2 separate regions of the Homo sapiens genome follow, and region 1 is linked to region 2. The links are chromatin loops, found by intact Hi-C in ENCODE. Cell type or tissue: ascending aorta. All regions are shown on one strand. Links, peaks and the distances in the headings refer to the core of each region. The heading gives the core; the rest is flanking DNA. Region 1 overlaps VGLL4 (vestigial like family member 4). Region 2 overlaps ATG7 (autophagy related 7).

Region 1 (15,634 bases), core at 2,477-7,476, 91 kb before region 2:
GAATACTAGGAATAAAAATGAGAAAGGCAGTTGGGGTTTCGAATGCAGAAGAAGTCTGCAGTCACTGGATATCTGGGGTGAGGATGGGCCAACATGCTGAGAATGGCGCTTTGGAAGATGGAATTCACAGAGCTGTGGAGGATTGGGGGTGGGGGGTGGGCGTGGGGGCGCTTTGGAAGATGGAATTCACAGAGCTGTGGAGGATTGGGGGTGGGGGGTGGGCGTGGGGGCGCTTTGGAAGATGGAATTCACAGAGCTGTGGAGGATTGGGGGTGGGCGGGGGCGTGGGGCGCTTTGGAAGATGGAATTCACAGAGCTGTGGAGGATTGGGGGTGGGGGGTGGGCGTGGGGGCGCTTTGGAAGATGGAATTCACAGAGCTGTGGAGGATTGGGGGTGGGCGGGGGCGTGGCGGGCGATGGAAAGCAGCCCTGCGGGGTTTCCATCTCAGAGACTGAGATGCATTAGAAGACAGAAAGGCCTGTAGTTAAACTCCTGTAAAAGTTGTTCAATCTCACGGTTTCCAAATTTATTTGACCCCAGGGTCACCCTTGTTTTTTTCGATGAATAACATCTGAGGTACATACCTTGAGTTTTGCTGTCTTAGTTCACCATTACACAAGTAGCAATTTCTTTGTAAATGTTGGTTAGTTGGTTGGTCACTTGTTGATCATAGAATTGCATCAGTAATTCTAAGAGCTGGAAAGAACATGACACATTAGCTAGTCCAGCCCCTTGTTGTATGGAGGGAGGCCCAGAGAGGGGAAGCACGTGCCCAAATTCACCCCATCCTAAATAAAGGAGGAGTCAAGATTGCAATGCAAGTGTCTTATCTCCCAGAACAAATGTCTGCTTCAGTTTTACAAAAATAATTTTAACCCCACCACACATACAACAGTTACCACTCTTGTCTAACATACAAGTGTTGGGTTAAGGCCATCTAGGGAGGGGCCCCAAAGATGCATAAAGGCACATAACTGAACGGACCTGTCCCTGACCTTATGTGCGGATTCTTTTCCTTTGCTGTAAGCCTTGTGTGAGGCTGCACAGTCTTAGGATGAGGCGTTGTCTGATTGCAGAGGCCATGGGTTCTTGCCTCCAGCTAACCTGTTAACTGGAGGATCTTGGGTAAGTCACGCTATGTTTTGGGGCACAGCTTCGTCATCCATCAAATGAGGCAAACCGTGCTTCCTGGGCTCCTTCCGGCGCCGGCAAGCTGAGATGCTGAAGTACTACAGCACGCATTTACCACCGTCTCCCCGGGACCTGGTGGAGGCGTCTGTCACAGTCCCTGGTGAAGGACACCTGGAGTGCCTTCATGGGGCCTGTAGCCCCAGCCCTGGTCCCACCCCCACCCGTGGGTTAGAAATCTCCAGTGTTTTCTGAGGATTCTTGTGGAATTTTTTTCGATGTTAGACATCAGTGATTCAGTCTTAAAGATAAGCACTGCATCCGTTGGATGAACTTAAAAATGCAAACAAGCACGAGAATTTTTACTAGGATGGAAACTGGGGAGGGGAGTGGGAATGTTGTTCTTAACCCAAGGGTTTTGCTTTCCGCGTCACAGTGTATGCTGGTGGAATGAGTGACGGCTCCTTTTTTGGAGTGATTTCAGTCTGTTGCTGTAGTGGTTGTTTTCCATAGCAACTCTTGTTGCTACACAGCTGGCATCTGATGAAATGATGACCACAGTTCGGGGGTCCAAGCCCGAGGACTCCTCATCCCCTCGCATCCTGCCAGGGGTGTTGAGAAACCCTGGGTGGAGAGGAGGGTCAGCTGGTGCCATTTTGATGAGGTTTGATTTGCAGTTGCTGCGTTCCTGGGGGTATCATCAGGGCTTCCCAGAAAGTTAGCTGGGCTTGGGCTTCTGAAGCTTTCCCTTGGAAACACCCTCTTCTCTCTTTGTGGAGGAGGAAGTATCACAAATAACGGAGATAATTAGAAAGGATATTTTTCTAATTTATGAAGGTATAAAGATGAGCACTGCTTTTTTTGTTTTTTAAAATGAAAATTACTAAATAGGGAGTATAGGCCAACCAAGATCATACTGAATTTCTGAGTGTGGCAGGCCAGCGTGAGGCCTGTGTTTTAGGTATCTCATTTAAAATGGAAAGTTCCAGTTTGCTTTGGGGCCAGAATCCTTAAAAGAAATCCTGGCTGGAGGTGTATTATGGGTCACTGTATATTTGCTAGTTTATATCTTGCTGAGTAAATTGGCCAAGTTTTTATTTTTCCTGGTAAATATTCAGAGGGTTTTTCCTCACTCCTTTCTCCAACAAAATCATATTTGTCATATGTGTATGAAGTAAATGACTGTTAACACTGTCCACACATCTGTGATGATATGAAAATTAGTGGTGGCAAACAAAGATTCCTTTTCTTAGGTACCACAAGGCCTCGGATGAAGTTGACTTTATCCTCGTATTACTCTCAAATTGTGACCAAATGGAAAGAAAATTGGTCAGGTCCGAGAGACCAAAATGTACAGCACAACAAAAGGGTTATTATTTGTGAAAAATTTAGGTGCTCCCCCCATGTGACTTAGAAAGTTTGAAGTTTTCTCTTAAAGTAATCATTCGTCTTTATAAAGTTTAGAAGGTACACAAGCTTTATTACTATGAAAGGCTATGCTTATTTTAATTCACAGCGAGGCACAAAGTGATTGCCTAGTACAAAACCTTTTAAAATAATAATGAAAAACGCCAAGATGTCAAATCAAATGGAAATGTGGACCCTAATTTGATTGCCTAACTTCGAAACATGTTTCAGAACTGCACCTACCCACGTATTATGCTTGCGATAAGTTATATGCCGAAGCTTTGTGCTGATAATATTTTAATGTGCAATATTTAGCGTACTGTAAGAATTAAACATTTATTTCCCATTAAACGATGTATTTATATTTCTTTTAACTTTCGGTACAAATGTGTGAACTGTTAGCCCACACACTTTCCTCATTCTTTTAAAAGAAATTAAATACCAAGACTATATTAGAAAAAAAAAACAGAACAAGCAGGAAAAGTGAGTTGGGCATAGTGGTTTCATGAATGCAGTGAGGTCATTCTCCTATCTGTATCGAGTGGAATACCCACACGTGAAAAGACCTTTGGTGTTTTAAATTAACTTTTGAAATTGTTTACAGAAAATGCTTTTTGCCTCCCCCCTGCTATTTTATTGCAACTTTTTATTTTAAACTCTACCCTAAAGAGTGACTGTGCTAGAAAACCACGTTGATGTAAAATGTCTCATGGTTGGCAGCTAACCACACTCAAACCATGTTCAGAGGATGGCAGGCGGCCCCGTCCCATTGCCAAAAACTTTCCACTGGGAGTAGTTTTGTAAGGGGCTGGCTGGGCGGGCGGGGAGCCTGGGGGACTGAGATGGGGGCCTTTCTCCTGCTTAGTGACTACATCATCTCTCTCTGCGTAGGCGAAGCTGCTCTCAGGGGAGAACCCAGAATACAGACCCTGCCGGTGGCCTCTGCCCTCAGCAGTCACCGCACCGGCCCTCCCCCAATCAGCCCCAGCAAGAGGAAGTTCAGCATGGAGCCAGGTGACGAGGACCTAGACTGTGACAACGACCACGTCTCCAAAATGAGTCGCATCTTCAACCCCCATCTGTGAGTTCCTCTGTTCTTATTTTGGCTTAAGGGTGCTCCGTGCTGGGGCCTTATTTGTTTTGCAACTTTGTGCTAATTCTGATGTTATCATTTGCATACTTTATTTGAAAAGGATATTATTTACAAAAGAAAAATAGTATTCATCTGCCAAAAAGAAGGTAGTAAACTCATTTTGATAACTCGCGGTGAGGTGGAAGTCTGGCTTCCCTCCAGCCTACTTGTAGGACCTTCCGCATGTTAAACTCCATAGAAGTTAATGTCCCCTTAGAGCTTCTGCGAGCAGTCGAGTAGTCATCTGCTAAGCTTCGCTTTTTTTTGCCCATACATATTGATTGTTTTTAGGAGAATCAACATTTAGTGAATGTCACTGTGCACCAGACAAATAGAAGGGAAGCTCAGCACCTTTTTGACCAAGCAGACGTCTGTAAAGTTCTTACTCAGGAGTCTAGGATTGTACACACGAAGAAGTGTTCATCCCACCTTATGTGCCCCTGGTACAAACTTGGGACCTTCCCATAAAGGGAAGCCAGCTTCCTATGCTCATGACAAGGTGCCACTCACCACATCCAGCCAGTCCTTGATCTGCCACTGACACTGTCTACCTTCTTGACATGAATTGCTTCAACTCTTTGGGCCTCAGTTTTGTTATTTGTGAAACACGGGCTGAAACCACAGATCCCTGAATCTGTGCAACGTCACCATGTTTCCACTGGAAAAGCCTCCCGCTTCCGTGCACCCGGCTTCTCCCCTTTGCACTCTCCTCTCGGCACACACCCTCCTCGCAGAGGGAGAGGCTTCTCCCCAGTTTTCAGGACTTGGAGACGCCCCACCAGCTGCCCAGAGAGTCTACGGGTACAGTGGTGAGGGCGGTTGGTGTTCTTGGAGTTATCTTGCCAATCCTGGCAAGGTTGCACTGAGTATTGGAGGGAGTAGCTTTGTGTGTGCAGGTACAGAGGTCCTCCTCCTTCCCCCTTCCCAAGCGCTCACTCTAGCATGAGTCAGTGTTTCCTCATTATTCAAGATGCTCCAATTCCTGAGGGCACTGCTTTTTCCCCACAGGAATACCTTCCTGTGAGGGCTCCTCCTTGGAGGCAGAGTTTCCGCAGAGAGGTGGCCCAGCTCCCGCCTCTACTGCCTCAGCTCCAGCGTCCTCGCATTCCGCTCGTTCCAGTCAGCTTGGACTGTTGTGTTCAGTCATAAGACACTGACAGAGGTATTTATCCTCAAATAAATCACTGCAGTGTTAGTCAGAGGCTGAGCCTGCAGTCTGGAGCCCTGGAATTTGCTACCATCAGGAATCCAGCAGGAAGGCCCTGCAAACAGTGCACTCCGCAGGCAGGGCTAGCTTAACTCCTGGGTGCTCAGCTCTTGCAGTTCATTCTTTTATTCCCACGAATTTCTTATACTTTCCCATCTGCTTTTCCCAAACCCAAATAAGAACATTTGGTCTTTTTTTTTTTTTCTTTTTCTTTTCATAAGTAAGAAAGGGGAAGGCAGCCTGCAGACAAACATGCCTTAATTTAAATCCTGATTCTGCCACACAACAGCTGTGAGGCTTTGGACAAGTCACTTAATTTAGCTGGGCCCAGTATCCTTGACAGTGATATCCTTGTCATTGGACAATGACAATGACAATGATAATAGTTAATGTATAGAGCTATTACGAGGACTAGAGTTAAAATATGCAAAGAGCTTGGCATGGTATAGCACTTTGTTGATGGGGGTTGTTATTTTTATTCCATTGTTCAGATACTGGTTATGATGATAGAGAGTAAGAAAATATACATATGTATATATGGTGGATTTAATGTTTGATAGTATGTGCCTTTTAATCAAAATGCCTGGGTTCAATTCCCACTTTCTTTATCTTTCATCACAGATAATATTAATTCCTTCCTCATAGGATTATTGTAAGGACTTAAGAATGGTGCCTGGCAGATAGTAAGTACTCAGCTTTAGTCATTGTTAATATTATTATTAGAATATTAAAATGTTCAGAAAATAATTTTGTGGCTAGGCGCAGTGGCTCACACACCTGTAATCCTGGCACTTTGGGAGGCCAAGGTGGGTGGATCACCTGAGGCCAGGAGTTCGAGACCAGCCTAGGCAACATGGCAAAACCCTGTCTCTACTAAAATTACAAAAAACTAGCTGGGTGTGGTGGTGCATGCCTGTCATCCCAGCTACTCGGGAGGCTGAGGCATGAGAATCACTTGAACCTTGGAGGCAGAGCTTGCAGTGAGCCGAGATCGCGCCACTGCACTCAGCCTGGGTGACAGAGCGAGACTCTGTCTCAAAAAAAAAAAAGAAAATAATTTTGTAGCTCTCTTGGTGGCTAAAAATAAGACTTTGAGGTACGGGTCTGTGATGACACTATAAATAATTTTAAGTGTAAATAATAGAATCGCCAAATTTTATGTGCAAATCACAATTGACATTATTATGCAAAGTTTTAGGAAAATAGAAACAGGAGTAACCTCCTCTCTCAGACTCCCTTACACCAGCCAGGTGACTCCCCCCTCATTTTTCTTTTATTGTGGTAAAAAATATATATATTATAAAATGTATTTTCTTAAGTGTACAGTGTAAGGAGGAAAGGCGATTGGCGTGTGGTTAGGTCCTTCTGAGTGTTACTTGTTTACTGTGTGATAGTTATTTTAGTAACATTACCATTGTTTGTACTGTGTTTTCTAAGAGCCTAATGACAGATTTCACAGGCAGATTGGAAAGATGCTGCCTGTCTTACTTCTTCGTGTTGTAGGGTATTTAGTGCTGCTGTTTGATGAAATGTTTCCTATTTGGGCTATAGCATGCTCCCTCCTTTATATTTAATGCCTAAGAAGTTATCTGCAATAAATGACAGATTCATAATTATTTGAAAAGGAATAGCCTAGTGTATCTCTTTAAGGAGATTACAAAATGGTTTTTGTGCTTTATCTTCTTAGAGTTTGTTAATAACATGTAATGAAAATGTGATGTATTTTATCACTAAAGCAGTCATAATAATTCTGGGGAAAGGAGTGTTATTGGAAAAGAGTTTTGGCTGGGTGTGCTAGCTCATGCCTGTAATTCCAGCACTTTAGGAGGCTGAGGCAGGCAGATTGCTTGAGCCTAGGAGTTTGAGACCAGCCTGGGCAATATAGCAAGACCCCCATCTCTACAAAAAATTTTAAAAATTAGCTTGGCCTGGTGGAGTGTTCCTTTGCTCCCAGCTACTTGGGAGGCTGAGGTGGGAGGATAGCTTTAGCCCAGGAGTTTAAGACTGCAGTGAGGTGTGATCACACCACTGCACTCCAGCCAGGGTACAAAAGGGAGACCCTGCCTCTAAAAAAGGAAGGAAGGGAGAGAGAGAGAGGAAGAAAGAAAAAATAGTTTCGGTAGCTAGCTAACAAGGCCTGAAAGGTGCACGGTTTGGCTGCATTTTATTATAAGCATCATATGGAGACATTTTCTAGTAGAAAGATGGAGAGATCAGGTGGCTCTGAGCCAGAGTAAGAAGCAGCAGAGGCCGGGCGAGGTGGCTCGTGCCTGTAATCCTAGCACTTTGGGAGGCCAGGGTGGGCGGATCACATGAGGTCAGGAGTTTGAGACCAGACTGATCAATATGGTGAAACCCTGTCTGTACTAAAAATACAAAAAAAATTAGCTGGGTGTGGTGGTGTGCGCCTGTAGTCCCAGCTACTCAGGAGGCTGTGACAGGAGAATTGCCTGAATCCAGGTGGCAGAGGTTGCAGTGAGCCGAGATCATGCCGTTGCACTAGCCTGGGCAACAGAGCGAGATGATGTCTTATAAAAAAAAAAGGCAACAGAGAGTAAGACTGAGTTCTATCCAGTTTGATTTAGGGGAAGGGGAAAAAAAGAGAGGTTTCCTTAGTGATTTCTTCAGAATTTTGAAAATTAGAATTCCTGGGATTTTATTCCAGCCTCTTAGGACCTGGTGTATTTGAACTCATTATTAATTTTTTTGTTGATATTGTTACCGAACCACCAGGGGTTTGGTCTGGGTCCTGCTGCTCACCACACAGAAAGCCAATGACTGGGATGAGGAGTATTGCCAAGGAAGAAGGCTTTCATTGGGTGCTACAGTCCAGGAGATGGGGCAAATCCATCTCCCTGATGGACTAAAGCTGGGGTTTATATAGCAGGGAAGAAATGAAACAAGATTTAACAAATAGGAACTTGGGAGGAGCAAGGACACAATCATGATGAAGGACGGTCCCACATCTCTTTGTCTGGATGTAGTTACCTGGTGGGCTTCAGTTCTTTGACACTTGTTTTTTGTTTTTGAGAGGACTGAAGGTCTTTTCTTAAAGACCTCAGATAAAACAAATGTAAGTTTTAAGTTTTAAGACTAGAAAGGTCAATTTCTGCATTTATCCATTAACCTATCCATGACACTGTTGGGTTGGTTCCAATACGGTGACCCTGAGAAATACATTATTTCTGTTTATTTCTTAAGAAAAGTCTTAAGAAGATGAATGTCTGTTTGGAAGTTGAAAAGTACTCTGTGTTTGGAAAGAGTGGATTAAAGGATGGGAAGAGGTGGAGTGGGATTCATCTTGTGGAAAAATCAGTAAGTTTTTTTTTTAATGGCCCTTGATATTCAAGTGCAATCTGGTAAGAAAGAGCTCTTCCCCTTTCTCCTGCCTGCCTGCCTATTTATCTACTTATTATCCATATGGACTCCGGGGTTCCTGTCTTACTGAATGAATTGTAGCTGTCCCAGAGTTGACAAACAAGAACCCTGTCCACTGGTCCTATGTCCTTGTCATAACCTCCATTATTTCCTTGTGGTTGTTGAGCACTTTCTTATTTTCTGGCCTACAAGTTGTTCTAGGCTCATCTTGTAGCCTACCTGCTCCAGCCATGGAATTAGCCGTTTTTCCAGGGGACTCCAGATCCTTTTAGTGGGGAATAGGATTTAGAAGCCCAGATCCAGGTGCTAGGTGTTATCGTTACTATGGATTACATAGTTTTTCATGGTAACTTATTGTTACTATGATCACATTGCTTCTAGACTTGATTTGTCTAATAGTACAGCAGACACCAGCCACAGGTGTTGATTTTAAATTAAAATTAAAAATCTAGTTCCTCAGCTGCAGGAGTCACATTTCAAGCTTAGTAGCCACATGTGGCCGTTCGCTACCATATCGGACAGCACAGATACAGAACATTTCTATCATCACAAGAAGTTCTATTGAACAGTGCTGTTTCTAGATCCTTTCCATGGAAAGAGCTAGGAGATAATGAGTTCCTGGCGATGCTCCAGGGCTAACCCAACTCTCCCGAGCTCCTCCTCGCCCTCCCCGTTCCATACTCTATCTCCCTGGTTCACCAGTAAGAACTACATCCACACATGTACTCATGGTCCACTCCTGCAGTGCACTTCAGGTAGTTTCAGAAGCATGGTGCCAATACCACTTTGAAAAACAAACTAAAAAGAGTTCAGGATTTGTTTATGGTTTTTCCTTCTCCCATGCTGAGGGTATAATAGTCACAGGATGAATTTGAAGAGTTACTTTCCCTTTTCTCCTCAGTATTGTTGTATTATTTGAAATATATTGTTAGGTTCATTCATTTCTGTTTGCATTCAGTTTTAGACTTTTTCCATCCTTTCAAATTTTATTTTTTGAGTATGTAAGATATGAACATGCTCCCCAAAGTTAAAACTGTACTAAAAAGTGTGCTTTTAATGTTACTCCCTACCCTGTCTTGTTCACACCTTTTACTCCCTTCCCTGGAAGCAAAGCATCCTTCTTGTGTTTCTGTTTTGGTAAATCAAGCAAATATGTGAATGTTTTATCATTTCCCCTTCTTTCTTTTTTTTTATTTTATCTTATTTTATTATTATTATACTTTAAGTTTTAGGGTACATGTGCACAATGTGCAGGTTAGTTACATGTGTATACATGTGCCATGATGGTGTGCTGCACCCATTAACTTGTCATTTAGCATTAGGTATATCTCCTAATGCTATTCCCCGCCCCCCCCACACCACAACAGTCCCCAGAGTGTGATGTTCCCCTTCCTGTGTCCATGTGTTCTCATTGTTCAATTCCCACCTATGAGTGAGAACATGCGGTGTTTGGTTTTTTGTCCTTGTGATAGTTTACTGGGAATGATGATTTCCAATTTCATCCATGTCCCTACAAAGGACATAAACTCATCATTTTTTATGGCTGCATAGTATTCCATGATGTATATGTGCCACATTTTCTTAATCCAGTCTATCATTGTTGGACATTTGGGTTGGTTCCAAGTCTTTGCTATTGTGAATAGTGCTGCAATAAACATACGTGTGCATGTGTCTTTATAGCAGCATGATTTATAGTCCTTTGGGTATATACCCAGTAATGGGATGGCTGGGTCAAATGGTATTTCTAGTTCTAGATCCCTGAGGAATCACCACACTGACTTCCACAGTGGTTGAACTAGTTTACAGTCCCACCAACAGTGTAAAAGTGTTCCTATTTCTCCACATCCTCTCCAGCACCTGTTGTTTCCTGACTTTTTAATGATTGCCATTCTAACTGGTGTGAGATGGTATCTCATTGTGGTTTTGATTTGCATTTCTCTGCATTTCCCCTTCTTTCTTACATGTGCGATAGCCTACTGTGTGTACTCACTTCAGCCTTGGTGTTTTCTTATTTTGTTTGTTTGTTTGTTTGTTTGAGATGGAGTTTCACTCTTGTTGCCCAGGCTGGAGTGCAATGAGGCAATCTCGGCTCACCACAACCTCCACCTCCTGGGTTCCAGCGATTCTCCTGCCTCAGCCTCCCGAGTAGCTAGGATTATAGGCATGCGCCACCATGCCCGGCTAATTTTGTATTTTTAGTAGAGATGGGGTTTCTCCATGTTGGTCAGGCTGGTCTTGAACTCCCGATCTCAGGTGATCCGCCCGCCTCGGCCTCCCAAAGTGCTGGGATTACTGGCGTGAGCCACCGTGCCTGGCCGCCTTCGTGTTTTTCAATGACACATCATGGAAATCTTTTCCTACCAGCTCCTCACTCTGGATTTCAGCTGCGTGGCACTCTATTACCTGCATGCATCAAAGCTCATCCAACCAGTCCCCTGTGTTTGGACATTTTGGCAATTTCAGGTGCTTTACAATACTAACAGTGCTGCAATGGATGACCTCGTGCATTTTAATATCTTGTGTATTTGTAATAGAATTAAAACTCTTGAAGGCAAACAGTGGGTGCAGTGTAACAGTATGGTAAATTCATATCGGTTGTGAGAGTCATTCTAGGCTGCTTCGTGGGTAGAACCTTGAGAGGGCTCTGTGCTGAAATGAAGAGGTTGTCACCTGTGTGTGTGTAGACTTAGAGTGGGATGTGTCACCTGTGAGGAAGGGAACATTTATTGAGTGCTTACTTCAGACTGGCCGTGTGTTGGACACTTGAAATATATTATCTCATTTAACTCTCACAATAATTGTGACCCTTTACACTAGGTAGGCACATTTCTACATCTATCTGTCTATCTCTGTCTTTTTGTCTATATCAGATTGATTTTATAAAAGCAAAAATTGAGTTTGTGAGAGGATGATGTGTCTAAGTTGTTGGCAGCTGGGATTAACCCTGCTGTGTGTGACACCAACACCAGTGATCATTTGATGATGCCATAGCTACATCCCACCTGGGGAATTACATGCAGCTTTAGAGGTGCACATCATGTATTTAAGATGACACTTGACCAGTCCAATGTCTGGCATGTGTTAGGTGCTAAATAATTTTATGTTGACTTGAATTGGACCCTGTCTCTAGGGGAAGTGCTGTTTGAGCCCACGTTCCCGTTGGAGCAGGCATCCTCTCTTTGATCAGCAGTATATATTTACAGTGTATTTGCCCCCGGCCACAGAATAGGGCAGAGCCCCTAGGCTCACACTGGGATCAAAGCCATGGTCACTAGCCTTGTGCTCCATCCAGCTGTGTTTGCCACAGACCCACTGAGCAACCCATAATGAACGAGGAAGGGCCCAGTGAAAGAAAACGCAGCCTCCCCTCGCTGATGGGGGGCCTTTGAAACACGGTCCTGGTGTGAGATGGGCCCCTTGTTGTCTTTGCTTCTATGACGCTTCCTTTGAAGTGTTTGCTGGAGCCCGATGTCCCGATTCTGGTGTGCCCTTGAGTGTGTATTCCAGGCTTGGGCTCTCCGGTTCCTGTTGCAGCTCCTCTTCCTCCTCTTCCCTCCCTCTTCCTTTGCTTGCATTGTCCTTTCATCCTTCATTGTTCATCTGGTGTTTTGTTTTGTTTTGTTTTTTCCTGGCCCTGTCACTTCACTTTTCTCACCATAGGGGTGAATAGAAAAAGAGGGAAAAACAAACTCAAAACCACGAATTCATTCAGCTTAACAAAAGGTTGGAGGAAGCCTTTGAAATCAGGTGCTGGGCATATAATAGGAACTCAGTAAGAAGAAGAAATTGATGATTGGCTAAAATGGGATTGGGGGTTTTCCCTGGATTTTCTTTATCTTTTGCAGAAGAGTTGATTATATATATGAGACCTCAAATGTTCTGCAGTATCTGTAGTTTTTGGTATCTGGATGTAAAATCTTTGGCAACATGATCATACCCTCTTTGGCAGCTGTTGCTTCTATGTCTTTAGAGCCTTTAGTTTGGATGTATATGGACCAGTTACCAAGAGACTATTTCACAAATTCCATGAGAGTGAAGGAAGCAATTCCTCATTTCAGGTTAAAAGTGAACCCAGAGGAAATGGAAAAGCTGAGGTTATTTTAGTCCCTTGACCCTGCTAGCAGCTGGGACGTCGTAAACAGTAATGTGTATTTATAGGCAAAACAAGTTATTGTGTTCATGTCTACACAAGCTTTAGAGAGAGGTGAACTTTTCATCATGGAGAATGATGATAGGTCCTGATTCTCAGCATCCAGAGAATTGGGAGGGCTTTTTTCCAGGGCTTGTTAGTAACAGCAACTCGTGAGCCCTTGTGCGCTGGCACTGTGCTGCGTGCTTCATGGGCACGATCGTTTTATCCTCACAGTTCTATGAGGTGGAGACTATCGTTATCCCTCCTTTACAGATGGTAACACTGAGAGTTCTGTAACTTGTTCAGGGTCACACACTCTGGTAAGTACCAGAGCCAGGATTCAAAACTCAGGCTGTGTGATCCTAGAGCCAGTGCTGTCAGCCACCATGGGATATTTATGCTAATAGCACACATATCCAACTGCGATGAATCATTCGATACTGGACCCTAATGCCTGATAGTTTGGGACGATGCAGCCTAAGCACTCTCAAACCACACACTACTGAGGATATTTGGGAGGTGGGGACTGTTCATTTTAGCACACACAAAGGAGGATGGAGGGAAGTAAAGGGGTGGAGGCCCCGGGACGTTAGTAGTTCGGCACACTCCAGGTCCCCACAGCCTCACCAGGGTTCCCTCAGGGATTGTGGAAGGGGGAGTGCTGTCCAGCTGCCCCCAAGAGGCCTGAAATGAGTCTTTGTACAGGTGAGAATCCCACAGGAACAAACAAGGGTTTTCTTTACGCTTGGGAAGCTGCTTTTTAGATTGTTTTAATTCTTGTTTAAAATCTGTGGCCCAATTTTAAGTTAGTGGCCCAAGCCAATAGTAACCTTAGCCTAAAAGATTCAAACTGGAGCATTTTATAATTTACTTTAAGTATTTGAAGACATGTGTTTTTTTTCCCTCTAGATTTCATAAATCAAAGCCTATGGAATGGAATCCTTCAAACTATCTGCTCTTTCTTTCTGCCACGCCTCCTTGGCATAGTCTAAACTTGGTAGGGTCAGTGCTGAAATTCTATATTCTTTACTTTCATACTGTATCTTACAAGTATTCCCAAAGGCATTCTGGGGATTTAAGAGGATATTTTATGGTCATAAATGTAGTTGTCCTAAATTACTAATGTGGAAACTGCAATATTGTTGTTACATCGGGATTTTTAGTTTCTTTAGCATCCCCCCACTTTGCCCCATGTATGTCAGTTGTGTGTGTTTCCATTCCCATTAGGGAGGATCGTCACCGAGGAACTGATTCTCTGTGAGGTTTGCTTCAGGGTTGTAACCTGCCTTCCTGAGGTGGAAGCAGAGCTGCTCTTCTCTGAGGGCCACTCTTGGATCTGCAGATTCCCTGGAAGTGTTTTGCTAATGGAGTGTGGTACCTTTAAGTAAAGGTCACAGGCCTGACCTGTGTTGTGTGGGTTTCTTGTTTGTCAGGCTAGAGGCATTTTCTCATTTTCACAGTTGAGCTGAAAACAAAGGCCTCCTTATCCGAGCAGGGAGCTGTGCTCTTAAGAGCTGACATCAGCCTTCTCCCAGCAGGCCTCGCTTCTGCCTTAAGAGTCTTCGCAGAGAGCTGGGAAGGCAGTTCCCCATCTTGCTGCTGGCATTTTTTCTGGCCAAACGACGACACAGAATGAAGAAATGCCAAGGGGGGACAGGAGTCAGAGAAGCAGAACAAAGGCTGTTCCAGGCTGCACTGGGGACTTAGGCTTTAGCCTCTGTGGTTCTGATCTGTGCCATGAAGTTTATAAAAGTGGGACGAAAACCTTGAAAGGACTTTTTTCTCAAAGAGGAACGCCTATTAGAGGACGTTTGGGGTATGTGACAGAATGTGCATTGGTCTGTGCAGAGTCACCTTTTAACATGATGCAAGTGTATTCAAAATGTAAGGAAACAAAACAACCCAGGATTCTGCTGTTTTCCTGATCCTCTGAGTGTGCTTTTTGGAATGCTGTCTTCGCGAAGATGCTTCTGCTCTGGGCACATATGTAGCAGCTCTTTTTATCCGTAGCTAGAGGATTAACCTCGACATTGCCTGTGACCTTCATAGACCTCTTACTGTGACACAAAACCAGTTTGTCCTGAATGTATATGAAGTGCTGTCCCAAATCTACATTAATAGATTTGATTGAAGACTGGGAAGAGAAATGCTAACAAATTTGGCTAGGTGTGGCTATTGATGGTTCTTTTATTTTCCTCTAATTTCTTGCTGATAAAGCAATTATTTGCTTGTGTCACATGGCAGCTGGAACATAGCAAGGTGGTTTACAAGCTCCACATTCTGTATCTGGTGTAGTTTTTAGTTAAATGGCAGGTCTTGCTCTCTCTCCATTTTGCTGTTTCTATGGGTTAAAACACACACACACACACACACACACACACACACACACACACACACACACTCTTCATTTTGAAATTTCTTCACAGATTGTCTCCAAAACATAATTAGAGGGCTTAATGTTGCAGTAATGTTCTGGGTCTGGCAGTAGCTAGAAACTGTGCCAGACAAGGGATCTGAGTTCTGGATCCGAGCCTTCCAGCCCCAGCAGAGGCAACACATACTGCAGAATAGAAGGAAGCAACTGTTGCTACTGCCCTCTCCTCCAACTTCTTATACTACCTCTTGCCTTTCTTCTTGAAGAGACCTAAGAATAATGCAGCTAATGAATCTACATAGAAACAAGCTCCAGAAACTGGGTCAAGGCCAAGTAGAAAGGACAAACCAACTCCTATTACGTCAGGTCAATGTAGAAGCACATCTGAGAACTGAAATCTTGCTGCATCCCTAAATTTCCATGTCATTGAACCCAACTAGGGATGGTTATGAGTTTTCTAGCTTGTTAGGAGTCATTTCCTCAGCTGCATCTGACAACTGGAGTGACACCCCTCGCCACTGCTCAGACTGTCTCAAAACACTCTTCTCTCAAGATGCTCTAAGGGAAACGGAAGTGTTCCCTGGTCAAAGTTCGGTGGTCCCAAACTCAGTCTCCCAGGTCTGCTCCTGCATGTTAGCACCTTTCAGGCTTTGAGAAGTCTTATGCGCAGAAACACTGTTTAGCCGAGTTTCTCAAATGGAATTGGCCATTGAATCTGTTATGGACTGAGTGGTGTCCCCTCAAAATTCTCGTGTGGAAGCCTCAACCCCCGATGTGATGCTCTTTAGAGATGAAGCCTTTGGGAGGTGATGAGGGTTTCATGAGGTCATGAGGGCAGGCTCTGGTCTGTTAGGATTAGTGCCCTTATAAGAAGA
Region 2 (15,634 bases), core at 6,913-11,912:
AATTTTTGTATTTTTAGTAGAGACAGGGTTTCACCATTGTTGGCCAAGCTGGTCTCGATCTCTTTGACCTTGTGATCCACCCACCTTGGCCTCCCAAAGTCCTGGGATTACAGGCGTGAGCCACTGTGCCCAGCCTCGGCTCAGGTTTTTCAATACAGTCTTGACCTTGGCATTCAGTATCCTCACAGCATGGTTCTAATTAACTTTCTAGCTCTATTTCCCTTTTCCTGCTCCCTCTCTCTACAACTAGTCTTTCTCTGATTGCCCCGCCCTCAACCCATCTAAACTAGACCCCAGGGAAGCACCTTGGTCCCCTTCCTCTCTCCCACTCACCATCCAACCAATCACCAGAGCCTGTACATTCTATATTTTCAACATCGATTCAATTGTCTACTTCTTTCTAGCCTGCCCTCTCTGACTGGGACTCCTTGAGCCAGCCTGATCACCCCAATCCATCCCTCACACTGTGCCCATCTTTCTGAAGTAGGAATCTGATCACACCACCCTGCTAAAAACACTCTGGTTCTCCCCACGGCATGTGGTGCCCTTGTATAGCTGGCAAAGCCTTGCATGGCACGGCCCCAGCCTGTGCTTCAACTCAATTGCCCGACTCTCTCCAGCTCTGCTGAGCCACCTAAGTCACAGATGGTTTCTCCTCTCATCTCTGCTCTCTTCCATGTGCCATTTCTGTGGCTTGGAATGTTCTTCCCTCATTCTCTTTCTGGCCCTTTCCCGTCACACCTTAGACGTGCATCTTCCTCTCGAAAACCTCTAGTGAAGCCTCCCAGGGCCAGGCAGTACCCTCCTCTGGCTTCTTCTGGATACAGAGGAAGAATCTGAGCATCGATTCTCCATCTCAGCAGGCCTCTGTGTGCCTGCTGACTCCGACTAGACCAGAGATCCGTAAGGACAGGGATCGAGTTTTTTTTCTTTTAATTCACTGCCTCAAAAATCCTCTGTGCATTACCTATTCATCCTCTTCTCTCCCTTAACCTGAACCAGTGATCTTACTGTCTCCATCATTGTTTTTTTCTTTTCTTTTCTTTTCTTTTTTTTTTTTGAGGTGGAGTCTGGCTCTTCACCCAGGCTGGAGTGCAGTGATGCGATCTCGACTCACTGCAACCTCCATCTCCTGGGTTCAAGCGATTCTCCTGCCTCAGCCTCCCCAGTAGCTGGGATTACAGGCATGCGCTACCATCCCCAACTAATTTTTGCCTCCATAATTTTGCCTTTTCTAGAATGTCATACAGGTGGAATTACTCAGTATGCTGCCTTTTTCAGATTGGCTTCTTTCACTTAGTAATATGTTTGTTTTTTGAGACAGGGTCTTGCTCTGTCGCCCAGGCTAGAGTGTGGTGGTGCGATCTTAGCTCACTGAAACCTCCACCTCCCAGGTTCAAGTGACTCTCCTGCCTCAGCCTCCCGAGTAGCTGGGACTACAGGCACGTGCCACCATACCCGGCTAATTTGTGGATTTTTAGTACAGACGGGGTTTCATCATGTTGGCCAGGGTGTTGTTGAATTCCTGACCTCAAGTGATCCACCTGCCTCAGCCTCCCAAAGTGTTGCGATTACAGGTGTGAGCCACTGCGCCAAGCCTCATTTAGTAATATGCATTTAAACTTTCTCCATGTCTTTAATGGCTTGATAGCTCATTTATTTTTATCATGGAATATTTCATTGTCTGGATGGACCACAGTTTATTTCTCCATTCACCTACTGAAGGACATCTCGGTTGCTTCTAAGTTTTGGCAATTATGAATAAAGCTGCTATAACCATCAAGTGCAGGTTTTTGTGTGGACCTATTATCAACTAATTCGGGTAAATCTCAAGGAGTGCAATTGCTGGATCACACAGTAAGAGTGTGTTTAGTTTTAAGTGGCTGTGCCATTTTGCATTCCCACCAGCAATGAATGAGAGTTTCTGTTGCTCCACATTCTCACTACCATTCGGTGTTGTCAGTGTTTTGCATTTTGGCCATTCTAGTAGGTGTTTACATGGTATCTAGTCATTTGAATGGGCATATGATGTGGAACATCTTTTTTTTTTTAATTTTATTATTATTATACTTTAAGTTTTAGGGTACATGTGCACAACGTGCAGGTTTGTTACATATGTATACATGTGCCATGTTGGTGTGCTGCACCCATTAACTAGTCATTTAGCATTAGGTATATCTCCTAATGCTATTGGAACATCTTTTCATGTGTTTATTTGCCATCTGTATATCTTCCCTGATGAGTTGGGGATGCATTCTTTCCATCTCAGAGTCCCCAGAAACTAACATAGCAGTTGGTACAGAGTTGGTGCTCAACAAACATCAGCTTAGGAACTATGTCCTATGTTTTTTTGTTTTTTTTTTTTTTTAAAAAGGAATGTGAGCTGTTCCCAAAACGTATGTCCTTCCCCCATGCCTCTACCCTGCCCTTCCACAAACTTTCTGATCTTCAGCACACACTACCCAACCATCAAGGCTGAGACTTCCCGTGGCCAGCAGTGTCTCATGCTGGCTTCAAGCCCCACAGCACTGCTTTTTTCAACTTCTCTTGTGGTTTAGACTGTCTTTAGCCCAGCAAGAGAATTCATTGTCTTATCCCCCATTAAACTGTACCTACACTCTTTGAGGAAAAGGGTCCATCTTACTTAAAATATTTTAAAAATTCACATGTGATAAAACTGATGTGTATGTGTATGAGAGAGAGAGAAAGAGAGAACAGTTCTATGAGGCTTAATGTATACATGTGGCCGTGCAGCCCACTGCCCCATGTCACCATTTTCAATTCTGTCATTACCCCTGGGACAATGTCTTGTCAATATACACTTGAGGCTGGGCGGGGTGGTTCCTGCCTGTAATCCCACCTGTAATCAGGAGTTCAAGACCAGCCTGGCCAACACAGCAAAACCCCGTCTCTACTAAAAATACAAAAATTTGCTGGGCGTGGTGGCACGGGCCTGTAATCCCAGCTACTCAGGTGGCTGAGGCAGGACAATCGCTTGAACCGGGGAGGTGGAGGTTGCAGTGAGCCAAGATCGTGCCACTGCACTCCAGCCTAGGCAACAGAGCGAGACTCTGTCTCAAAAATACATACATACACACACACGCGCAAGAGACACAGTGAGTAGAAACACCGACACCACCTCTCAGTTGAGACATGAACACACTGAAAAGTGGCTAAGTGTTATAGTGTCCCTTTTCTTGAATTAAAACTAAAATTCAACTTCTATCAGATCTTCTCAGGAACGAAGCATTTTAAAACCTAGGCCAGGCGCGGTGGCTCATGCCTGTAATCCCAGCACTTTGGTAGGCTGAGGAGGGCAGATCACCAGGTAAGGAGGTCGAGACTAGCCTGACCAACATGGTGAAACCCTGTCTCTACTAAAAACACAAAATTTAGCTGGGTGTGGTGGTGCGCACCTGTAATCCCAGCTACTCAGGAAGCTGAGGCAGGAGAATCACTTGAACCTGGTAGGTGGAGGTTGCAGTGAGCTGAGATCATGCCACTGCACTCCAGCCTGGGTGACAGAGCGAGACTCTCTCTCCAAAAAAAAAAAAAAAAACCTAGACCAGATGCACTTGGCAACTTGGCAGTTTCTCCTGCGTGGAACATACTTCTCTTTCTTTTCTCCTTGTGGTTAGCACTGTGCTGTGCCAGGGGATTGATTAATTTGTACCTGCCAGAGGCTCTGAAAAGTGGAGCTATGTAAGTATGCTATGCATATCAGGCCACTGTCAACAACAGAAACAGAAATGCAGCAAGCACTTTCTGAGCTTTGGTCATCTCAACAGCTAGTGGCTTACCCGGCAGAATCACCATAGAGCTGGCTAGCGCCATGCACTGACTATGACTAACATAGTGCATGGGGTGGCTGAGGGTGGGTAAAAAGACTGGGCGGTATTTCCTGGAACAGGAAGCCACATCTCATGTCTCCCTCTCCCGGTGGGAAAATCACCAGAGTTCCTTCTGCAGAGGGGAATGAGTCCTAAGCACAGGAAACTGCCTGCTGATCTGAAAAGGGAAGGTCAGATGGGCATCCCAAGAAAATGAATTGCAAACGCCCATCTTCAAAGTTAATTATGCTTCTCTTGCAAATCCTGATTATGGGAAGGAAAACAGTTTGCTTAGTAGATGAGAACATGGGTCTAAAAGTCACACTGGCCAGATTCCAATCTTGACTCAACCACTTTCCTTCGTTTGTCATCCTGGGCCACTTACTTCATCTTTTTGAGCCTGACTTTCCTTACCTATAAAAGAGCGGTGTTAATATTTTCAAGGGTATTTATCAGGATTAGATGAGACAGTCATGTGTTAAACTAAACACAGTGGCTGAGACCTTGTCTCTACTAAAAAACCAAAAAAAAATTAGCTTGGCATAGTGGCACATGAGTAGCTGTAGTTCTTCTAGCTACTTGGGAGGCTGAGGTGAGAGGACTGCTTGAGCGTGGGAGATCAAGACTGCATAGTGGTGACACAGCAAGATGCTGCCTCAAAAAAAGAAACCCAGTGCCTGGTACACAGTAGATGTTCATAAGACAGCAGCTACGATATTCTTGCTGTTGTTATGCTCTCTACGTTTCATAAAGCACTCCAAGTGAGAGGTGACAGCATGCTGGCAGCCCTCGCAGCCCTCGCTCACTCTCAGCGCCTCCTCTGCCTGGGCTCCCACTTTGGCGGCACTTGAGGGGCCCTTCAGCCCACTGCTGCACTGTGGGAGCCCCTTTCTGGGCTGGCCAAGGTTGGAGCTGGCTCCCTCAGCTTGCAGGGAGGTGTGGAGGGAGAGGCGGGAGCAGGAACTGGGGCTGCACGCCACACTTGTGGGCCAGCTGGAGTTCCGGGTGGGCGTGGGCTTGGCAGGCCCCGCACTGGGAGCGGCCGGCTGGCCCTGCCAGCCCCAGGCAATGAGGGGCTTAGCACCCAGGCCAGCGGCTGCAGAGGGTGCGCTGGGTCCCCCAGCAGTGCTGGCCCACTGGTGCTGCGCTCAATTTCTCCCTGGGCCTTAGCTGCCTCCCCGCGGGGCAGGGCTCAGGACCTGCAGCCCACCATGCCTGAGCCTCTGCCTCCCGTGGGCTCCTGTGCAGCCCGAGCCTCCCCAACGAGCACCGCCCCCTGCTCCACGGCGCCCAGTCTCATCCACCACCCAAGGGCTGAGGAGTGCAGACGCACGGCGCAGGACTGGCAGGCAGCTCCACCTGCAGCCCCGGTGCGGGATCCACTGGGTGAAGCCAGCTGGGCTCCTGAGTCTGGTGGGGACTTGGAGAACCTTTATGTCTAGCTAGGGGATTGTAAATACACCAATCGGCACTCTGTATCTAGCTCAAGGTTTGTAAACACACCAATCAGCACCCTGTGTCTAGCTCAGGATTTGGGAATGCACCAATTGACACTCTGTATCTAGCTACTCTGGTGGGGACTTGGAGAACCTTTGTGTCCACACTCTGTATCTAGCTAATCTAGTGGGGACTTGGAGAACTTTTGTGTCTAGCTCAGGGATTGTAAACGCACCAATCAGCTCTCTGTAAAATGGACCAATCAGCTCTCTGTAAAATGGACCAATCAGCAGGATGTGGGTGGGGCCAGGTAAGAGAATAAAAGCAGGCTGCCCGAGCCAGCAATGGCAACCCGCTCAGGTCCCCTTCCACACTATGGAAGCTTTGTTCTTTAGCTCTTTGCAATAAATCTTGCTACTGCTCACTCTTTGGGTCCACACTGCTTTTATGAGCTGTAACACTCACCGTGAAGGTCTGCAGCTTCACTCCTGAAGCCAGCGAGACCACGAACCCACCAGGAGGAACAAATAACTCCAGACGTGCCGCTTTAAGAACTGTTAACACTCACTGCGACGGTCCATGGCTTCATTCTTGAAGTCAGTGAGACCAAGAACCCACCAATTCTGTACACACAAGTACTAATACATTACCTCATTTGATTTCAGAGTTAATCTGAGATGGAACATTAATCCTGTGCAATGACAGAACCAAAGCTCAGAGAGTGGATGTACTGCTGACCTGGTTTTTGGGTTCCCTTGGCCAAGCTGCAGCACCAGGCTCTGGAGCCCTTGACCCAGAGGTGGAACTCGGAGCCTGACAACAGTTTCTTCTACTTCCAGTACTTGGTTCAGGAAGTGAGAAAGGGCCTGGCCCTCAGGGCTGGCCGAAGGAGGGGAGAGGGGTGTGGGGGACCTCTGGGAGGTAGGCTAGTTGGAAAGTTAAGGAGACTCAAGGTCACTGGGTGGGTGAAGCTGAGAGGTGACAGCATGCTGGCAGTCCTCAGAGCCCTCGCTTGCTCTTGGCACCTCCCCTGCCTGGGCTCCCACTTTGGTGGCATTTGAGGAGCCCTTCAGCCCCCCACTGCACTGTGGGAGCCCCTTTCTGGGCTGGCCAAGGCTGGAGCCCACTCCCTCAGCTTGCAGGGAGGTGTGGAGGGAGAGGCACGAGCGGGAACCAGGGCTGCATGCGGCGCTTGCAGGCCAGCTGGAGTTCTGGGTGGGTGTGGGCTTGGTGGGCCCCGCATTCGGAGCAGCCAGCCAGCCCTGCTGGCCCCAGGCAGTGGGGGACTTAGCACCTGGGCCAGTGGCTGCGGAGGGTGTACTGAGTACCCCAGCAGTACCAGCCCACCGGTGCTGTGCTCGATTTCTCGCTGGGCCTTAGCTGCCTTCCCTCGGGGCAGGGCTCAGGACCTGCAGCCCACCATGCCTGAGCCTCCCACCCCCGCCATGGGCTCCTGTGCGGCCGGAGCCTCCCCGACGAGCACCACCCCCTGCTCACGGCGCCCAGTCCCATCGACCGCCCAAGGGCTGAGGAGTGTGAGCGCACAGTACGGGACTGGCAGGCAGCTCCACCTGCAGCCCCAGTGCAGGATCCACTAGGTGAAGCCAGCTGGGCTCCTGAGTCTGGTGGGGACATGGAGAGTCTTTATATCTAGCTCAGGGATTACAAATACACCAATCAGCACCCTGTGTTTAGCTCAAGGTTTGTGAATGCACCAGTCGACACTCTGTATCTAGCTGCTCTGGTGGGGCCTTGGAGAACCTGTGTGTCGAAACTCTGTATCTAACTAATATGATGGGAACATGGAGAACCTTTGTATCTAGCTCAGGGATTGTAAACGCACCAATCAGCGCCCTGACAAAACAGGCCACTCGGCTCTACCAATCAGCAGGATGTGGGTGGGGCCAGATAAGAGAATAAAAGCAGGCTGCCTGAGCCAGCATTGGCAACCCGCTCAGGTCCCCTTCCACGCTGTGGAAGCTTTGTTCTTTTGCTCTTTGCAATAAATCTTGCTACTGCTCACTCTTTGGGTCCACGCTGCTTTTATGAGCTGTAACACTCACCGCGAAGGTCTGCAGCTTCACTCCCGAGCCAGCGAGACCACGAACCCACCAGAAGGAAGAAACTCCGAACACATCTGAACATCAGAAGGGACAGACTCCAGACGCGCCACCTTAAGAGCTGTAACACTCACCGCGAGGGTCCGCGGCTTCATTCTTGAAGTCAGTGAGACCAAGAACCCACCAATTCCGGACACAAAGCCACAGACTCTGGCAAATTATCCAGGGGCACCAAGGCTCCAAATGGCACATTGCTGACCAGTGTAAACATTTATCTTTTAAGCTATCGATTCTACCCCAAGCCTGGAAGTCTGACTGCCAAGAACAGTATGGCCAAAAACACTAGGTGAAAAAGAAAACAGAATCCATTTTTGTTTCATGTTGAGAATGTGCTGTTTTGCAGCATGAAGCCCTGGGAAGAGGATGTAAAGAAAGGACAGTCCTCCAAGGCGAGCCTCTCCCAGCTGACAGCCTGCTTTTACTGTGCTGGATGTGGGCGGCGAGTTGCACAAAGAGCGAGGGGACAGCTTTGGAGATGGGGGGTTGAGGGGGTCAGGACATCCTCCCTGAAGGCCTGACCAGACAAGGCAGCATCTGTATCACTGGGATGGGGGAGGGGGTGGGGAGAAAGAAGACCTCGAATGAGGCCCTTTGGTTCAGTAGCAGTAACTCAGATTTTTTTTTTTTTTTAAACTGGGGCAGGGACAAACTTACAAAGACAAATAAGAGGTAATAACACAAATTATACATTCAAGTATGAATGCAAGGAATTGTTCTGCTTGAGAGCTGGTAGAGATCTATTTCAGGACAGGCAGCCGACTCCTGAGTGCAGGTGGCCTGATGGGCGGGGAAGGTGCCATTCTTGGGCCGGATGAAAGAAAGATGATCCTGAAAGGGGGTAAAGATATATGATTTCAGGCAACTCTGTGTCAGGCACGTACCTTCCTTCTAATTTCTGCAGACACCAGCTGGCTGGGGGAGGGGCAGAAGATGGGCGGGCAGAATAAAGAAAGGATCTCCCTAGTCTTGGAGGAAAACAGGGGAAGCCAGAGGGAGGAAGTTGTTCTGGGTTCAAAGAAATCAACTTAGAAAGCTTCCCTGATAAAAATAGCCATTGGCAAATCCTAGTCTATTTATATCACCCATCCAAGATCACTATCAGGATCCTGGGCTGAATCACAAGACCCAGTAAATAAGTATGGAGCGCTGGCTGCCTGATTTATGGGAAGATATTTAAACACCACTGGAGCAACTGAGTCAGGGAAAATTTGAGTGCTGGCACCAAACGGTACATTTACAAGTGGCTCTCACTTTACAGAAATAGATAGGTTCCTGAAAAGTTGGCTATAAAATGAATTCAATTAACAGAATCATATTTTCCTAGTGAATCACATCTTAAAATTAGAGATAGATTGGGGGAGGGGTGGCCAAAAAAAACCAACCACACCAAACAACTGTGCCTCTGAGACTAAATAAAAATCACTCTTCATTCAGCAAACTCTAAAACGTCACTTACTTAAAAGGCCATTATAAACGCTCATAAAATACAAACAATTTGTCAGCAAACATGTCTATGTCTGTGACATACAAGGAGTTGCACCAGGCTTTGTGGAGGCTTATAAGACACAAGTGGCTGGCCATCAGGAGCTCACAATTTGGCACTTAAAAAAAAAAAAAACCACACTGAAATTCATGTTGCATCAGAAAAAAAACAGCTCCCTGGATGTAGACAAATGTGCATGCATGAGGGCCTGCCTGGCCCTTTAAGTGTTATCTGGGCCGGGAACAGCTCGGCTCCCTCCTGCCGGCAGCAGCCAACCAAGTTGGCCTCTAAGTACTGCTTTTCAAACTCTATGTTTATAAGCTAAAAGCTGTTGGCCATGTGGCGCTGCGTCATAATTGCTTATTTATTTAACTAACTTGGAAAGAAAAAAAACCAACCCATGACCTGGGTGTTTTAATAAAATAAGAAGAGTTAAGGTACTTAAAGCTCTCTGAAAAGTTAAAGGCCTGCACAACCCAAGGGGGTTGTTATTTTAAAGTTTAAAGGGCATTTGCTCAAGGGATCTGTTTGTTTGGAAAAAGTCTGTCTCCTTCTACTTATGCTCTCTTGCACATAGAATATTGGTCATTGGTAACAGGAGCAGAGATCTAATTTGTTATTAATTTGTTATTAGTTTTGTAAGTGCAGATCACGTTGTACCGAGTTTGCTTTAAGCAAGAGACAAACACACTTCAGAAGCCAACACTTGTGAAGTGTTGGCTCTGTCAGCAACTACAGGCACAGAACTGAGGATTATTAGTTCAAAATAGGCTACATAGGGCTGTGCATGGTAGCTGACACCTGTAATCTCAGCGCTTTGGGAAAGCAAGATAGGAGGATCACTTGAGCCCAAGAGTTGGAGACCAGCCTGGGCAAGATGGTGAGACACTGTCTCTATTACAAGAAAATAATAATAATATTAGCAGGCATGGTGGTACACCAGCTACTTCGGAAGCTGAAGCAGGAGGATCACCTGAGCCCAGGAATTTGTGGTAGGCAGTGAGCTATGATCAGGCCACTGCATTCCAGCCTGGGCCACAGAGCAAGACTCTGTCTCTTATTTAAAAAATAAAGCTATATCCCTTAGACCAAGCTTGTCTAACGCATGTGGCCCAGGATGGCTTTGAATGCAGCCCAACACAAATTTGTAAACTTTCTTAAAACAGTATGAATTTTTTCTTTTTTTTTTTTTTTAAGCTCATCAGCTATCGTTAGTGTATTTTATGTGCGGCCCAAGGTAATTATTCTTCCAACGTGGCTCAGGGAAGCCAAAAGATTGGACACCCCCCCACCTTAGACACTGTGTGCCTCACGAACTGGCACCACCATAGGGGCCTGTCCATAGCTAGTAAGAGTGAAATGCTTCCTGTTGACATCTGCTGTAGACCTGAAGGTATACAAAGTGTCGGAGAGTAAACAGCACATTTTTGAAAAAACACTTTTGTTTTAATTCCATAGAGATGAGCCAAGCTGTGGTAGAGGCTGTTGTTTATCCTACTAGCCATTCTTCCCTTCTTCCTTTTACTGATGGAACTCTCCCAGTTTTGTTTTGTTTTTTGTTTTTTTGTTTTTTTTTTAATTACCAGCAAGGTTCAGGGTTGCCCAACTACAGACTGTGTTTCCCAGCATGCCTTACACCCCATGTGACTAATGTTGGCCAATGAGATGGGATGTGAGCAACTGCCAGGTCCAGTCCTTTAAGCAGGAAATGGTTGCCTTCCATTTCCTCTCTTCCTTCCCACATCTAGAGTGTGGACTTAAAATTGCTGGGCTAGCTTTAATAATTCCCAGCAGGGCTTCTTAACCCTGGGGTCCTCAGACCCTCAAGGAGTCCATGAATAGAATTCACTGGTCTTTAAATTTGGAAGGACAAACAAAAACAAAAACAAAAACAAAAAACACCCATAACTTTAGCATTTCCTTCACTTATAATGGAGGGAACAAACCACATTATTAGCAGTGTCCATGACTCTGTCAATAACAGAAATTATAGGTATTTTCATATCACATTATACTTATGGATTGTCTTGAAATATCACAAATACTCATCACTACTTTGGAATTACAAAAATAGCCTTTAGAATTGACACTAGATCATTATTTGATGTATTAATAAAGTACATATTACTATGTCATAAATTTTGGGTTTTTAAAATACTTTGATAATTGTATTTCAACATAATTAATTTCCTTTGTAACTCTGTGTTTTATTTTACACATTTAAACAAAATTTTTATTTATTTATTTTGAGATGGAGTCTCACTCTGTCTCCCAGGCTGGAGTGCAGTGGTGTGATCTTAGCTCACTGAAACTTCCGCCTCCTGGGTTCAAGCGATTCTCCTGCCTCAGCCTCCTGAGTAGCTGGCACTACAGGTGCGTGCCACCTCACCTGGCTAATTTTTGTATTTTTAGTAGAGGCGGGGTTTCACTATGTTGGGCCTGGCTGTTCTCAAACTCCTGATCTCAAGTGATCTGCCTGCCTCAGCCTCCCAAAGTGCTGGGATTACAGGCATGAGCCACTGCGCCCAGCCTGATTTTGCACATTTAAAAGCATTAGTCTGTGAAGTGGTCCCTAGCCTTTGTCACTCTGTAAAGTGATCCATGGCACAAAAAATGCTATGAATCCTTACCTAGGGAATGGCAGAGCAATAATATTTAGGGAACTCAGGCCTGTGGATGACCTTGTACAGCAGAGCACCCATCAAGTTCTAGACCACTCCTCTAGACCAGGGCTGCCCAACTAAACTTTCTGTGATGATGGAAGCATTTTTTTGCTTTGTTTTGTTTTCAGACAGAGTCTCGCTCTGCCACTCGGGCTGGAGTGCAGTGGCACAATCTCAGCTCACCACAACCTCTGCCTCCTGGGTTCAAGTGATTGTCCTGCCTCAGCCTCCTGAGTAGCTGGGATTACAGGCACCTGCCACCACTCCCAGCTAATTTTTGGGTTTTTTTTTTTTTTTTTTTTTTTTTTTTTTGTAGAGATGGGGTTTCACCATGTTGACCAGGCTGGTCTCAAACTCCTGACCTCAAGTGATCTGCCCACCTTGGCCTCCCAAAGTGCTGATACGCATAAGCACATAGGATGACCACACCCAACCAATGATGGAAATGTTTTATCTGTGCTGTCCAATACAGTAACCTCTAGCCAAGAGGCTACTAAGCACTTGAAATGCGGCCAGTGCAACTGAGGCAGTTAACTTTTTATTTTGCTCGAATTACATTTAAATAATCAAATGTGCTTAGTGGCCACCGCACTGGATGGTGCAGCTCTAGACTGTTACATGGAGAAACAAATTTCTACCATGTTTAAACTGTGATATTCTGGGGTCTATTATAGTACCTTAGCCTATACCTTAACTAATACACAAACGTACCTGGACTCAGTAATAATAAATGTACTAGGGAAAGAAGGCACATTTACAGAGAGACCAACTCAAAAAATACACAAACTCACTAACTGAAAGCAAGATTTATACAGAAATGTTCTATTTACAAAGCATTCCCATATATGAATACATGACTTTACGTGATACTCATAATGCCCCTGTGACTGTGACTGCCTTGATCTTGCTCTCAAAGGGGCTTAGTGACTTTACTAATCATGAAGATGGTGGAGCCAGGGGTCAATTCCAGATGTTACCACTGCACTGTGTACCTTTCAGCTCTCTGAATGCCTCCAGACAGAAGTGACAAGACTGCAAAAGACCAATGGCGAGCACTGACTAGCACTTAAGCCACGGAGCCTACTGATACTTTCATCCATCTGCCTCCAGGACACACAAACATCTGCCAAATCCTTTTTTTGGCCCTAGGGTTTAGGGACTTGCAGACACCTGAATTTCCCTAATTCTTGGCAAGGTTCCCATTTCCTGTGGTGTCACTGACTTGCAAGGACCCTTGAGGGCTGAGAGTGGTCTTTAGAAGACTCTTTTGCGGTCGGAGGTAAGGACTTGTAAAGGACGCTGCTTTTCAGCAAATTTTACTGCCAGGGTCATTTCAGTGACCTCTCATTTTCCTCTCTTTGAGATCAATTCAAAGAATAATGTTATGTTAAAACAATAACCAAAAATAGTAATAGGTTATAATTTTATCAGTAACAAAAGGTCCATGTCTTCAATTCTAAACAACACAGACACCAAGGGAGAAAAGCCCATATACTTAAGTGTGACTATATCCTACATCCCAAGCTTCCTTAGAGCCAGGATACACCTGGCTTACCGCTAGTCTTCTTTTCTCTACCTGCGCGAACACTCCTCCATTCCCTAGGCCTATAGAACTCCTACTCGTCCTTTAAAAACCCAGTCTGCCCATTCTCATAGCACTTTTGTTCTTTTTAAAACGTTTTCACTTGAGTAAAATTATGTATGAACATAGTTTAAAGAGCCAAATAATTCCAAGGCTTGTTATGAAAATTAACAGGCTCCCAGCTTCCATACTATACTCCGTAGAGACTTACCTGATACTTTTAGTTACCTCTGTATGTTAAAATAACGTGCTCATATTGTCACCTCTTGACTTCTCGATCTTTTCAGGTTTAGGCATTATATATATTTCCCATTTTGCTCGGTAAATGAGGATTTGGCTCTTTCACTGCTGTGAGCCCCCTTACCCCTGTCATGGCAAACTCTTGCCTCCCTATCTTTCCACCATTTCAACATAATTATACTATAATTTTGGTTAGATCTACATCCAGTGTTGACATTATTTTGACTGTTTAATTGCTGTATCTAGGTAAGCCATGTAATATACTAGGATTACTTATTCTTTCTTGTACAACATTGTTTTCCCTGGAATTAACAACTGTCTTTTCTGTTGTTCTACTTTGTCTCTATGTACTTATCAATAATTTAATCGCAAACTCTCTGCCAACTGTCTAAACCTCCTAAATATATGTTCAGACACATTAGGTATTCAAGCCATTTCATCTTAACACAATCTGTCCTAGAGCCCTCTGGCCTGGATCCAGTCTGTTCTAGTCATCCTCAGTGCTTCAGGCCCAGCTGCCACCCCAGGCTTCCCTTCGCTACTGTTTTGAGGATGCCTTTCAATCTCTCCTTTGTGGGATCTCCCATTCCCTATATTCCATCTCTTTCCCTTTCTTGGTTACTCTTACTTTTCTGGAGTTCATCCTCCAATGGTTTGCATAGGGTGACTAGGAGACAAATGTTTTGTTTATCTGATCTTGTGTATCTGAAAGTATCTATTCTATGTTCATATTCAATGAGCGGTTTGGCTTGATACAGACTTGTAGATTAGATATAATTTCCCTTTATTGTTTGAAAGCATTGTTGCATTGATTTCCAGTTTCCAGTGTAGTTATTCAGAAGTCCAAAAACAACTCTGATTTTTTATTCTTTGTATATCAACTTTTTTCCCCCTCTCGACTGTCTTTTGTTCCCACTGTTTTGAAATTCACTATGATGAACCTTAGTGTTGGTCTAGTCTCATCTACTGTTCTGGGCAGTTGGTAGACTCTCTCAATGGAGACATTTGTTTCTCTCAATTGTGGGTAACTGCCTTTAATTTCTTCCTTATTTTTTCTGGCCTGTTTTCTATGTTTTCCTTTCCGCAAACTCTATTATTTGAATATTGCTTCTAGCCTGATCCATCTTTTCATCTTTTCTCCCTTATTTTCCATTTCTTTGTCTTTTTGCTTAGTTTCTGGAAGATAGTCTAAATTTCACTGTCTAATCCTTCTACTGAATTTTAAACTTATATATTTAATTTCTAAGAGTACTTTTAATCATTTGATTTTTTTTTTTTTTTTTTTTTTTGAGACAGAGTCTCGGTCTGTTGCCCAGGCTGGAGTGCAATGGCGTGATCTTGGCTCACTGCAACCTCCGCCTCCTGGGTTCCGGCGATTCTCCTGCCTCAGCCTCCTGAGTAGCTGGGATTACAGGCACGCGCCACCATGCCCAGCTAATTTTTGTATTTTAGTAGAGATGGGGTTTCATCATGTTGGTCAGGCTGGTCTTGACCTCCTGACTTCGTGATCTGCCCACCTCAGCCTCCCAAAGTGCTGGGATTACAGGCGTGAGCCACTGCGCCCGGCCTGAATATCCTTTTTTTTGTTAATAGCATTTTTTGTTTCATGAATGTAGTACCTCTTTCACTGAGGGATAAGATATATGTACATATTATATGTTCTTACTGAGAACATAAATGATAGTAGAATTTTTTGGGACATGTAACATTTTTATCTCCTTACATTGTCTTTTTTCCTTCAAATTTAGTCTAGTCTTTTTTGAGTTAGACATCTGGGAATACTTGGTTTCTGCTCCTACTTAAGGAGAAGGTACTCAGAAGCTGTCTGAAGTCCACTATGGCCTTCAGTATAGGGTCATCTGGCCGACTGTCATTCAAAGAGCCCCCGACAACTGCTCTTTTGAGCTGGTCAGAGGCTCTGGAGAAGGACTGCCCACTCTCCTGCCTGGAAGGTATTTGAGCCTGACCACCTGTGTTGTTGGATCCTAGTGTGGGGAGAAGCTTGGATACCCCTGTATCTGGTATGTAAACATTCATTTAATCCCATATTTTCAGTGGTATACACGCTACTTTCAACTCTGGCTGGTGTATCCTAATCCAAAAGCCTGTTTTACCCTTAACAGAAAGCAAACTTTCAGTTTCCAAAATGGAATAAGAGAGGGCAGTTGTCTGTCCTATTGCACAAAAGCTAAGGTGGGGGCCTGGGGATCTAATTGCTTCTTAGGAAGTTCAACCAACTCTCCTATTTAAGCCCCATACTTCACACTTTCAGATGCATC

Evidence for each region. Peaks named below come from ENCODE experiments on the same cell type or tissue, not always from the same donor. Only the 100,000 strongest peaks of a DNase experiment are listed, where the experiment ranks them.
Region 1: a loop joins it to region 2, with 2.3 times the contacts of the local background. A loop is called at or near these places in 3 of 110 quality-filtered maps.

What each region holds. Positions count from the first base shown.
Region 1 is chr3:11,589,816-11,605,449 of GRCh38, reverse strand. VGLL4 (vestigial like family member 4) reads left to right here. Exons shown (of 5, transcript NM_001128219.3): 2 at 3,428-3,617. Among named protein-coding and RNA genes, the nearest start is that of VGLL4, 46 kb to the left of the region's middle. RefSeq lists enhancers at 2,979-3,576, 3,265-3,704, 3,577-4,175, 11,171-11,701, 11,702-12,233 and a silencer at 4,561-4,855. In ascending aorta, for the core only: no CTCF peak of the experiment used is centred there; DNase peaks (open chromatin) are centred at 3,349 and 4,809; H3K4me3 peaks cover 1,422 bases; H3K27ac peaks cover 4,764 bases.
Region 2 is chr3:11,502,766-11,518,399 of GRCh38, reverse strand. All of the region lies in intron 20 of ATG7 (autophagy related 7), which reads right to left. Among named protein-coding and RNA genes, the nearest start is that of VGLL4, 130 kb to the left of the region's middle. In ascending aorta, for the core only: a CTCF peak has its summit at 9,133; DNase peaks (open chromatin) are centred at 8,579 and 9,139; H3K4me3 peaks cover 1,606 bases; H3K27ac peaks cover 4,840 bases.